Linked DNA regions of Homo sapiens: all the other regions are linked to region 1. Evidence: chromatin contacts called from ENCODE Hi-C or POLR2A ChIA-PET data. All regions are on one chromosome and are shown on one strand. The core of a region is the stretch at or near the end of the contact, and the rest is flanking DNA. Distances in the headings are between cores, read along the strand shown. Region 1 has its middle 38 kb from the start of SOST. Region 2 holds the start of MPP2 (MAGUK p55 scaffold protein 2). Region 3 holds the start of ETV4 (ETS variant transcription factor 4).

What was found. Hi-C counts contacts between places; a loop is a spot of excess contacts on that map. ChIA-PET counts read pairs that join two places held with the same protein, here RNA polymerase II (POLR2A). Pooled maps may share reads with other maps.
Region 2: a pooled map shows a loop between it and region 1 (2.1-fold over the local background). The contact joins the promoter of MPP2 here to the enhancer-like site in region 1. A Hi-C loop is called at or near these places in 1 of 50 pooled maps. POLR2A ChIA-PET finds 5 or more read pairs at or near these places in 3 of 52 experiments (BJ, HEK293T and activated CD4-positive, alpha-beta T cell).
Region 3: a pooled map shows a loop between it and region 1 (9-fold over the local background). The contact joins the promoter of ETV4 here to the enhancer-like site in region 1. A Hi-C loop is called at or near these places in 8 of 50 pooled maps. POLR2A ChIA-PET finds 5 or more read pairs at or near these places in 6 of 52 experiments (Caco-2, H1, WTC11 and 1 more).

Annotation. Positions count from the first base shown.
Region 1 is chr17:43,718,710-43,721,982 of GRCh38, reverse strand. It overlaps the pseudogene WHSC1L2P. Among named protein-coding and RNA genes, the nearest start is that of SOST, 38 kb to the left of the region's middle. RefSeq lists silencers at 960-1,019, 1,170-1,279, 1,310-1,379 and an enhancer at 2,819-3,273. Within about 2 kb of position 1,607, at least 34 of the 41 ENCODE cell types and tissues checked have a DNase peak (open chromatin) inside an H3K27ac peak, as active enhancers do.
Region 2 is chr17:43,905,729-43,909,001 of GRCh38, reverse strand. It overlaps MPP2 (MAGUK p55 scaffold protein 2), which reads left to right and starts at 1,466. Exons shown (of 13, transcript NM_005374.5): 1 at 1,466-1,528. RefSeq lists an enhancer at 1,307-1,456.
Region 3 is chr17:43,544,733-43,548,005 of GRCh38, reverse strand. ETV4 (ETS variant transcription factor 4) reads left to right here and starts at 1,666. Exons shown (of 13, transcript NM_001079675.5): 1 at 1,666-1,821; 2 at 2,338-2,448; 3 at 2,639-2,732; 4 at 2,984-3,031. The coding sequence starts at 2,389. It also overlaps a transcript of DHX8 not described here. RefSeq lists enhancers at 1,241-1,400, 1,522-2,299, 2,300-3,077 and silencers at 1,491-1,540, 1,561-1,700, 1,751-1,870, 2,321-2,370, 2,411-2,470.

The DNA of each region.
Region 1 (3,273 bases), core at 358-2,857:
GGCACTAAATCAGTAGGGCTGAATGAATGGGTTTATGGCCAAGTGTGCCCCAGGCAAGGGAGGCCTCCAAGAGGCTGCCTAAAATCCTAAGCCAGGAAGGTCAGGAAAGGGTGATAAAAGGTTTTAACTTTGGGGTTTTGAAAGACCCTAGACTCCTAGGTTTCTTCTCTTGGACACTCTATGGGGCACTTAAAATCCTGAGTCATGCTGATTTTGGGATTTCCTCTGACCAGAAAGCTGAGTGTTTAAGACTTTTCACATTCGCTTGTTTTGTTGCAAGGAGCTAGTAAGAGCTCAGCCTGGCCTCTCCCAAAACCACTCATAAAGGAGCAGCAGACATGGTGCAGCCAACAGAGACTTCAGGGAACAAGGATGGCTGTGACTTGTGCAGAGCAATTCTGGGATCCTGGAACCTGAAATACATCTCCTCCCCAGAAATTTAGCCTGAAATTTCTTTAACCAAGATCAAAAGGTGAACCTTGCTTCTAATAATCACAGAGGACTGAATGTGTTCTGCGAAGGAGAGCCACACTGGTCTAAATTATTTCCAACTAACGTGTAAATGACTGATAGAGGTTTTTGGTTTTTTTGTTTTGTTTTTGTTGATTTTTTTTTTTTCCTAAATGCTAGTTTGGTGAGAAGGTAAAAAGAGTTATAAAAGTGCAACACCAAGGCGGGTGGATCGCGAGGTCAGGAGTTCGATACCAGCCTGGCCAACATGGTGAAACCCCATCTCTACTAAAAGTACAAAGAATTAGCTGGGCGTGGAGGCGCGCCCCCGTAATCCCAGCTCCTCGGAGGCTGAAGCAGGAGAATCGCTTGAACCCGGGAGGCGGAGGTTGCAGCGAGCCGAGATCGCGCCATTGCACTCCAGCCTGGGTGACAGAGCGAGACTCCGTCTCAAAAAAAAAAAAAAAAAAAAAAAAAAAAAAAAAAGCAACAAGCCCTCTCGCCTAGTCTCTCCTTTGTCGTCCAGACCCTCGCGGCCGCGGGCGTTCGTGGTTCGTCCCCTCCGCCCCCTCCGTCCCCTCCGCCCTTTCCGCCGCGCTGACTCGCCGCTTCCTCCTGGGCTCCATCGCCCCAAACCCGGGACTGCACTTCCCGGCAGACGCCGCGGCCAATGAGGGAGGGGCTGAGGATTTGGCGGCGGCGGCGCCCCGAGAGTCGGGGTGACGGGGCTTTGTGCGCTGAGGCGGAGGCTGCCAGCACGGAGGCGGAGGCCCAGGGGCTGTGCACAGGTCACCGCGGAGAGACGTGCGATTTCCCAGCCGAGCGCCGAGGACCCTGCTGCCCAGGCCAGGCTGCCAGCCGTAGGCTCCTCTCTGGCGGCAGCGGGGGCGCGGCGACACCCGTCTCTCGGCCTCCCCTTCCCACCCCACCTCCGGAGCCTTCCTCCTGCCGCAGCACGCCTGGCCTGGTCCGGCTGTGGCCCTCCTCGATCTCCGTGTCCCTCCTGTGATCGCATTGAGACGGCCGGGCGGTTAGAACGGGACAAACTGAAGGCCCGATGAGAGAAAGGGAAAGTTAAGAATGCTGGAGCAGAACAATGGATTTCTCTTTCTCTTTCATGCAAGGGATCACGGGAAACACAGTTCAACAACCACCTCAACTCACTGACTCCGCCAGCATCCGTCAGGAGGATGCCTTTGATAACAAAATTGACATTGCTGAAGATGGTGGCCAGACACCATACGAAGCTACCTTGCAGCAAAGCTTTCAATACTCACCTACAACAGATCTTCCTCCACTCACAAATGGCTACCTGCCATCAATCAGCATGTATGAAATTCAAACCAAATACCAGTCGCATAATCAATATCCTAATGGGTCAGCCAATGACTTTGGCGCAGCTAGAAACTTTAGCCCCACTGACTATTACCATTCAGAAATTCTAAACAGAAGACCACATTAAATTCTAGAAAACCCTTCCCCTCCACAGCCACCACTTCGGTACCACAAACTGTGATTCCAAAGAAGAGTGGCTCACCTGAAGTTAAACTAAAAATAACCAAAACTATCCAGAATGGCAGGGAATTGTTCAAGTCTTCCCTTTGTGGAGACCTTTTAAATGAAGTACAGGCAAGTGAGCACACGAAGTCAAAGCATGAAAGCAGAAAAGAAAAGAGGAAAAAACCCAAAAAGCATGACTCATCAAGATCTGAAGAGCGCAAGTCACACAAAATCCCCAAATTAGAACCAGAGGAACAAAATAGACCAAATGAGAGGGTTCACACCATATCAGAAAAACCAAGGGAAGATCCAGTACTAAAAGAGGAAGCCCCAGTTCAGCCAATACTATCTTCTGTTCCAACAACAGAAGTGTCCACTGGTGTTAAGTTTCAAGTTGGTGATCTTGTGTGGTCCAAGGTGGGAACCTATCCGTGCTGGCCTTGTATGGATTGAAGTGATCCCCAGCTGGAGGTTCATACCAAAATTAACACAGGAGGTGCCCGAAAATATCATGTCCAGTGTTTTAGCAAACAGCCAGAGAGGGTGTGGGTTCATGAAAAATGGGTACAGGAGTATAAAGGTCATAAGCGGTATGAAGAATTACTGGCTGAGGCAACCAAACAAGCCAGCAATCACTCTGAGAAACAAAAGATTTGGAAACCCTGACCTCAGAGAGAACATGCTCAATGGGATTTTGGCATTGCCCATGCAGAGAAAGCATTGAAAATGACTTGAGAAGAAAGAATAGAACAGTATACTTTTATCTATATTGATTAACAGCCTGAAGAGGGTTTATCCCAAGCAAAAAAGAATGTTGGGGCCGGGCGCGGTGGCTCACGTCTGTAATCCCAGCACTTTGGGAGGCCCAGGCGGGCGGATCACAAGGTCAGGAGATTGAGACCATCCTGGCTAACACGGTGAAACCCCGTCTCTACTAAAAAAATACAAAAAAATTAGCCGGGCATGGTGGTGGGCGCCTGTAATCCCAGGTACTTGGGAGGCTGAGGCAGGAGAATGGCATGAACCGGAGATCGCACCACTGCATTCCAGCCTGGGCGACAGAGCGAGACTCCATCTAAAAAAAAAAAAAAAAAGAATGTTGTCTCCAAAGCCGAAGTTAAAAAAACCTGATGACCAAGATCTGTGCTTTAAACTCAGCCAGAACAGATCAATGCAGGGGAGGTGGCCTCCTCACTCTCAAGTACTGACATTTGGAGACACAGCCCGAGGCAGCACACAAGCGCGGACGAGGAAGAGCCACCTCCTGTTAAAATAGCCTGGAAAACTGTGGCAGCAAGGAAATCCTACCAGCTTCCATTACAA
Region 2 (3,273 bases), core at 217-2,716, 190 kb before region 1:
CAAGAACCCTCTTTGTTTAGAGACCAAAGCCTGCAATTCCTGTCAAAGCTATCTGGGTTCGATGGCTTTCTTCTCTCAGTAAAAGCCTGGGTCACCTAAACAATGTGGTTTTCAGCAGTTCGGCCGCCTCTGTGGCTTTTTCCTATATCCAAACTTATACCCTTGGAACTCAGGGGAGAGCTGAGTCTTGGAACCCAGGGACCAGTCCCCTGCTTTCGGGATAGATTCCCATTTCTGAGATTTCCAAGCAAGTTTCCAGAATGTAATCCATTTCTTTTCTTTTTGTTTCTTTTGAGACAGGGTCTCACTCTGTTGCCCAGGCTGGAGTGCGGTGTTGCAATCTCGGCTCACTGCAGCCTCAGCTTCCCAAGTAGCTGGGACTACAGGCGCGCGCTACCACGCCCAGCTAATTTTGTTTATTTTATTTTTTGTAGCGATGGGGTTTCACTATGTTGCTTGGGCTAGTCTCGAACTCCTAGGCTCAACCGATGCTCCCGCCTCCGACTCCCAAAGTGTTGGGATTATGGGAGTGAGCCACCGCGCCCGGCCAAAGATGCAGTCCATTTATGATCTTAGGAATCCAGTTAGCAAGGAAAAGGGATGACTCTCACATTTTGTTCAGGGCAACTGGACGGGGTGGCTGAACGCCGAGGTCGGAGAAGTAGCGTAGCTGGCCCCAAATGCTAGTCGCACTGCACAGAGCCTCCCGTATTTGGAGGCCCAGCATCTTTTACTAGCAGATGTGGGGTGGAGCCGGAGGCTGGGCGAAGGCGGGCCAGTGGGTTTAACCCTTTATTTACTTTTTGGGCTGGGACTCTGAGGAAGGCTAGCCAGTTACTTCTTTATTCCATAGGCAGGAAAATGGACCAGGCCTCCCTCACCTAGACCTAAAAGAGGCTCTCGAATCCTTTCAGGAAGACATTTCCTCTTTTTTGCAAAATTTCTGGAAAGTCTGGAATCCGGATATCCACCCTCTGAGTCCTTAAAAAGCTGCCCCTGATCCCGAGGCCTTCTGGGGCTGGTATCCTGCTTCCTGGGAGTCTCTCTGAAGTCCTCCTATTCTTTTTCTCAATATGGAAGCAGGATAACGAGGAAAAGTGAGGCACGCCTGGAACTAGAACGCCGGTCTAAGCCAAGATGGGTGGGCGGAGTAATCAAGCCGGTCTCATTAGGCACTTTTACCATCGCCCCTTTAAGGGATCCTTGGGAGCCGAGGGGCACCAGCGGGTACTGGTACCAGTCCTGCCTCCCTAACCCTTCCCAGTGGGACTCCAGCAGGGCGTCGTGGTCTGTGCGGTGTCTCCCAAACCACTACCTGGCTGCCCCCGTACCAGCTGCTGGGAAAGACTACTTCCTCCGAGTTGTGCCGGCCTCCGCGTTCTCCTCACCTCCCCTCTCCTCCGGACCTCCGCCCCCTCGCGGAGAGGCCTTGCCGCTTTAAGAGCCGGGCTAGCGATTGACAAGCAATAAACGCTGAGCGCCCGGCTGCGCTGGAGCCGCCCGGAGCTAGGGGCTTCCCGGGGCGCAGGTAGGCGTCCCCCGGCCCCCGGGCCAGCTCCTATCCCAAGACCTCCGCCTTCTTTTCGTCCTGACACGGCACTTAGGACCCTATTCACTGGGTTTAAACTCCACAGGCCCCTTTCACCCAGGCCCGTTCCCTCCCTGTCCACCCGCCCCCGCCCCTGGGCCCTCTTTCTGGGGTGCTGGTTGGGAGAACCAAGCCCCGCTGCCCATTGACACTGGTCCCCGCCCCTGCGGTAGGGGCTCCAAAGTGGCTTCAGGCACCAAGGTGGTGAGCTGTGAGGGGCCCCGGTATCTGCGCGGCCTCCCCGGGGGCTGTGCGGGTTGGGGGTACTTAGAAGCCCGGCATTACGTAAGAACCGTGCTGTTAGCGCTTCCGGGGGTTGGGGAGCGAGACAGAGGTTGCGCTGGGTCCCGGTGGCCCCCTGGTCCCCCTAGGCAGCTAACACCACAATCTTCCCTGGGAGGGGGTCCGCAGAAGGGCGCGCGCTGCTTCTCCCGCTTCCCAAGCTGTAGCGGGGCGGGTCGGGAGCCAGGGTTAGGGTCTGGAGACTTGGGAGGGGACCGGTGCCAGAAGCGAAGAGCTAGGGTTAGAAAGTTAGGTCAATTAAGGGGGGGGCGGTGCGGATAAAGACGGGGTGGGGGTTGGCCGGGGCAGTCATTTAGTGACCTCATCCCTGGTCTCCGGCGGGCGCGCACGTAGAGAGCCTTCTTTGATGGCTCACAACACGCCCCCCTCCCCCAGGTCCTAGCGCCCAGGGTGTTAGGGCTGGGTCCGTTGGGGCAGGGGTGATCTGATGGTCCAAGCATGCACGTCCGCCTGGCCTTTCGACCCCATCCTCTGGCCCTCAGTTCTGTCCAGACCTCCCCGCGACCTCTCGCTCTCCAAAGCGCCTTTGTCAGACCTTTCTTCTCCGCACCTCTTTGTATGTGTATGGATGGAGGGATGGGTGGGAGGTTGGAAGAAACCTCTCCCTTTCACTGCTGGTCCGCTCGCCTGCGGACACTATGGGTGATGTGGATATCTCGGAGGCAGAGCTGAGAGGGCATCTGGGCCCAGGCTTTTGGAAGCCGAGGTGCAGGTTCCCAGATGTCTGGGTGCAGGACCTTGGCACGGAGCCAGGCTAGCTTGCCTGGCACTGCCGTTCTCCTGTGGACACAGCCAGGCCCCGCCCTCTCAGAGGCTTGGACGGGCGTGGGGGAGCAAAGCCAGCCGATGCTCTGGGAACCGATTCCCCGGGAGAAAACCCAGGCAGGCTGGGCAAGACTTCCGAGCGCAGGGATTTCATACAGGATCCTCCCTGCCTTTTCCCGCCCTCCACGCTCTAGGGAAGGAGGACTTCTGGAGTCCCTTCTCTGACCCTGTGAGGGAGAGCAGCGCCAGCCAGGAGAAGGCTCCAGGTCATCAAGGCCTGGGAGGGGGAGGGAAGGGATCCCTCCTCCCTGCTCTCTAGGAGTAGAGATTGGCACCAGGGGCACGGGCCAGCACAGTGGATCCTGGGCATTTCTTCCAGCCTGGGTGTAGCCTGAATAGGGGTGCCCTTCCTCTCCCTGAAAGCACCTTTATTCCATGTCCTCAGCGGCAGAGCTGGGAGGAAAGGGAACCATCCCCCTCACTTTTGTAATTTCTGTCACCTGAGCTCAGGTGACCAGCTCAGGCCTGAGAAGGGAATGGGAGCAGAGAGGGTTTTATTGAAATCAGGTACTAGTCCTCTGGGAAGAATCCTCTTTTGGGGGGAGGTGGAGTTGCCG
Region 3 (3,273 bases), core at 417-2,916, 170 kb after region 1:
GCAAATGAGCTCTGGAGAGCTCTCCATAGATAAGGATGTCTATACCATGAGGCAGGATGAAAAACATCCACACCAGAGATATAGTCAAGAATGTTGTATATGGCTAAAGGAACTGATTCAGGCTATCATGGAAGGCTTCCTGGAGGAGAGGGACAATAGACATGAGCCTTATAGAATATTACAGCACCTATAGAAAGGGAAGTTTACTTCCATTTGCACAAGCAGATCTCATGGAATGAGCCCTTATGAACACTAAACAGCAATTGTATGTTTTAGCCTTAGTTCTGGCCAGACAGGCCCAAAGAGCTTACATGTGTCATTTCCTTCTCTGAAACTCCACTGCCTCATCTGTAAAGTGGCGGGTGTTAGGTTAGATGAATTTGGGAAGCCACTCCTGCTGGCCTGGCATTTGAACATTCTTTTGTGTTTATCACAAACAGGCAGGATAAAAAATCAGGCTGTCCTCAAAGGAGTGCATAGGCTGGAGACATAGAGAATTGTCTCAGCAAAAAGGCCTTTGAGGATTCATGTCCTTTGTGCCCCCATGGCCACAGCCCAAGCACCCCAGGTCCCCTCAGATGTCTGTCTTGGACATAGCTGCTTGCCTGGAACCCAGCACTGTATCTGACACGATAAATGTTTATTGAAAGAAGTGGTGAATGGATGAGATGACAGAGACTATGACCAGCTTCTTAGCTAAAACTGAAACCCATCCTGCCTCCAGATCATCAGAACCTTTGGGGCTTTTGCTCCTTTTGCTGGCTCTCAGATAAGAGGGAAGATGGCTGAGAGGGAGCTACACTTTCGGAAATCATCTACCCTGGGGCTTCTGGTTTCTGCTGCAATCAGTAGAAAGTGGGTCACAAAACAGCTCTGCAGAGAACAGACCCTTGAGGAAAAGCCTGGATTCTGTGCCAGTTTACATTTATTGATCACCTACTGTGTATCAGTTGTCACATAGCTTAACTCATTTAATCATGGCTTCAGAGGGGTGTACAGGAGAGTGTGAGGGATTTGAGGCTGTAAACCCCAGAGGTGCTGACTAGCTGAGTGACCTCAGGAGAGTTACCATCCCTCTCTGAGTTTCATTTTTAATATCTGTAAGATACAAACGATCCATTTCGCCGGGTTATGGGAACGAAATGAGCACGTGGAAGCGGAGCGCTTCATAAATGCTAGTTATTATTGTTCCTCTGGGCACACAAGCCCGGTCGCCTCCCTCCTGGGCGCACACAGACATGTTCATACTCCCACGTACACGCAGATGCAGAGACGTGTGCAGACGCCAGCCGGAGGAGCACGCGGCGCATCAGACCCAAGACCGTGGCGAGACGGTGAAGAAGCCGCGGGGTCCTCGGCTTCTCTCTTTTTCTCTCGGTTCTTTATGAATGAACTCCAGCCGCGAGTTTTATTTTTTTATGAATGGGAGCCGGAGCACTGAATGAAGCCGGGAGCCAACCCCTACATTCTGATTGGCCCCCGCGGCTGGGAAACTCCGCCCCCCGGCCAGGCCGGACGACTCTCCGGATTGGCGGGCGTGCCCAGCCCTGGGGTTCCATTCACAAAAGTCAATGAAACAAAGGGAAACGGGGGGCGGTGTGGCGGGGCGGGGGGTGGAGAGCTGAGGCCGAGCGAAGGAAATGCACCAATCAGCTGCTCCCCCGGGCTCACAACTGTCTGCTGCGCCCGAAAAACAAGTCGGTGCGCTGGGGACCCGGGGCCGGGGCCGCCTTACTCCGGCCTAGCCCCGCGGCCCTCGGTGCGGGCTCCAGGGCATGCTCGGGACCCCCCGCGGCTCCAGCCCAGACGCCCCGGCCTCAGGTGAGGCTGCGGGAGGGAAAGGGAGGGAGAGTGTCTGTGATTCCCCGCCTCGCCTCCAATGCACACCACACTCACTCTCACCACCCGCCTCCGCAGATTCCAGGGCGGGGGTGGGAGGTGCTGGGATTCAGGGTTGGAGGGGGCGCGGGAGTTGTGGGCATGCGATGGTGTGCGCTTCGCCTGCTCCTCCGCGCGCGCGCGCGTACACACACACACACACACACACACACACACACACACACACACACACGTTCTTATGTAACCGAGCCCGGGTAAAGCAGGGCTGCAGAAAGCAGAAACGGCGAGCCCGGCTCCTGGGAGCAGGTGGGACCTCCTTTGGCCTTTGGCGGGAGGGGAGTGGTGGTGGCGCTCGGCCTGGCAGGCGGAAACCTCGCCATCGCCCCAGTGAGTCGGAGAAGTTTCGCCGTCGGACCCAGAGCCTTGGGACTGCCCCCTCCCCGCCCCCATCGCAGCCCTCCCTGGACGGTGTGCGAACGCAGCCCCCTCCCCCACCAGGTCTCGGCCCCCGCTTGGGGCCCCGGCCGTGCGGCCGGAGGGAGCGGCCGGATGGAGCGGAGGATGAAAGCCGGATACTTGGACCAGCAAGTGCCCTACACCTTCAGCAGCGTGAGCGCCGCGCCGGCCTCCACGCCCGCCCCGCCCCGCACCCAGCCCCTACTCTCACCACAGCCCCCCTCCCCGCAGTCCCAGCGGAGTCCTGGGCTGCCCCGCCCCTGAGTCACCCGAGGACCCCAACCTCGTCCCCCAGACTAAGCGCCTCAGGGTGACTCGCGGGCATTCTCCCCGCTTCTCGCAGAAATCGCCCGGAAATGGGAGCTTGCGCGAAGCGCTGATCGGCCCGCTGGGGAAGCTCATGGACCCGGGCTCCCTGCCGCCCCTCGACTCTGAAGGTAAAGAGCAAGAGAGACAAACCGCGACCCTCCTCCGCCACACACACACACACACACACACACACACACACACACACACGGCCGATTCTGGAACCCCCGCCTGTTTCCCCAAAAAACTCGCCCTCCAAGGGATTTTGGTCATTCTTCTCGGTCCCTACTCCCAAGGCAGGGGAGTCACCGGGTCTTGCTAGGGCCCCTTCTCTCTTACCGTCCCCTCCACCTCACCTCCAATTCCACTATTTACCCCTCAGATCTCTTCCAGGATCTAAGTCACTTCCAGGAGACGTGGCTCGCTGAAGGTGAGTAGTTTTGTGACCTTTTCTATTTTGGGAGGCTGGACAGGGGGACACTCCGTAGCCCCTGGTATTCCACCCTAAGCCCTACACTTCTCCTCTCCCTTCCCTGCCTCAAGGAGTTCTCCAAGGCCCTCTCCCCAGGTCCCTTGCCACTCTACTCACCCCAGCACCCAGCGTGGACACTTATATTGATATTTATTTTCTCTACCCTGAGCCAGGCTTGTGTAACTAGGCTTGAGGATGAA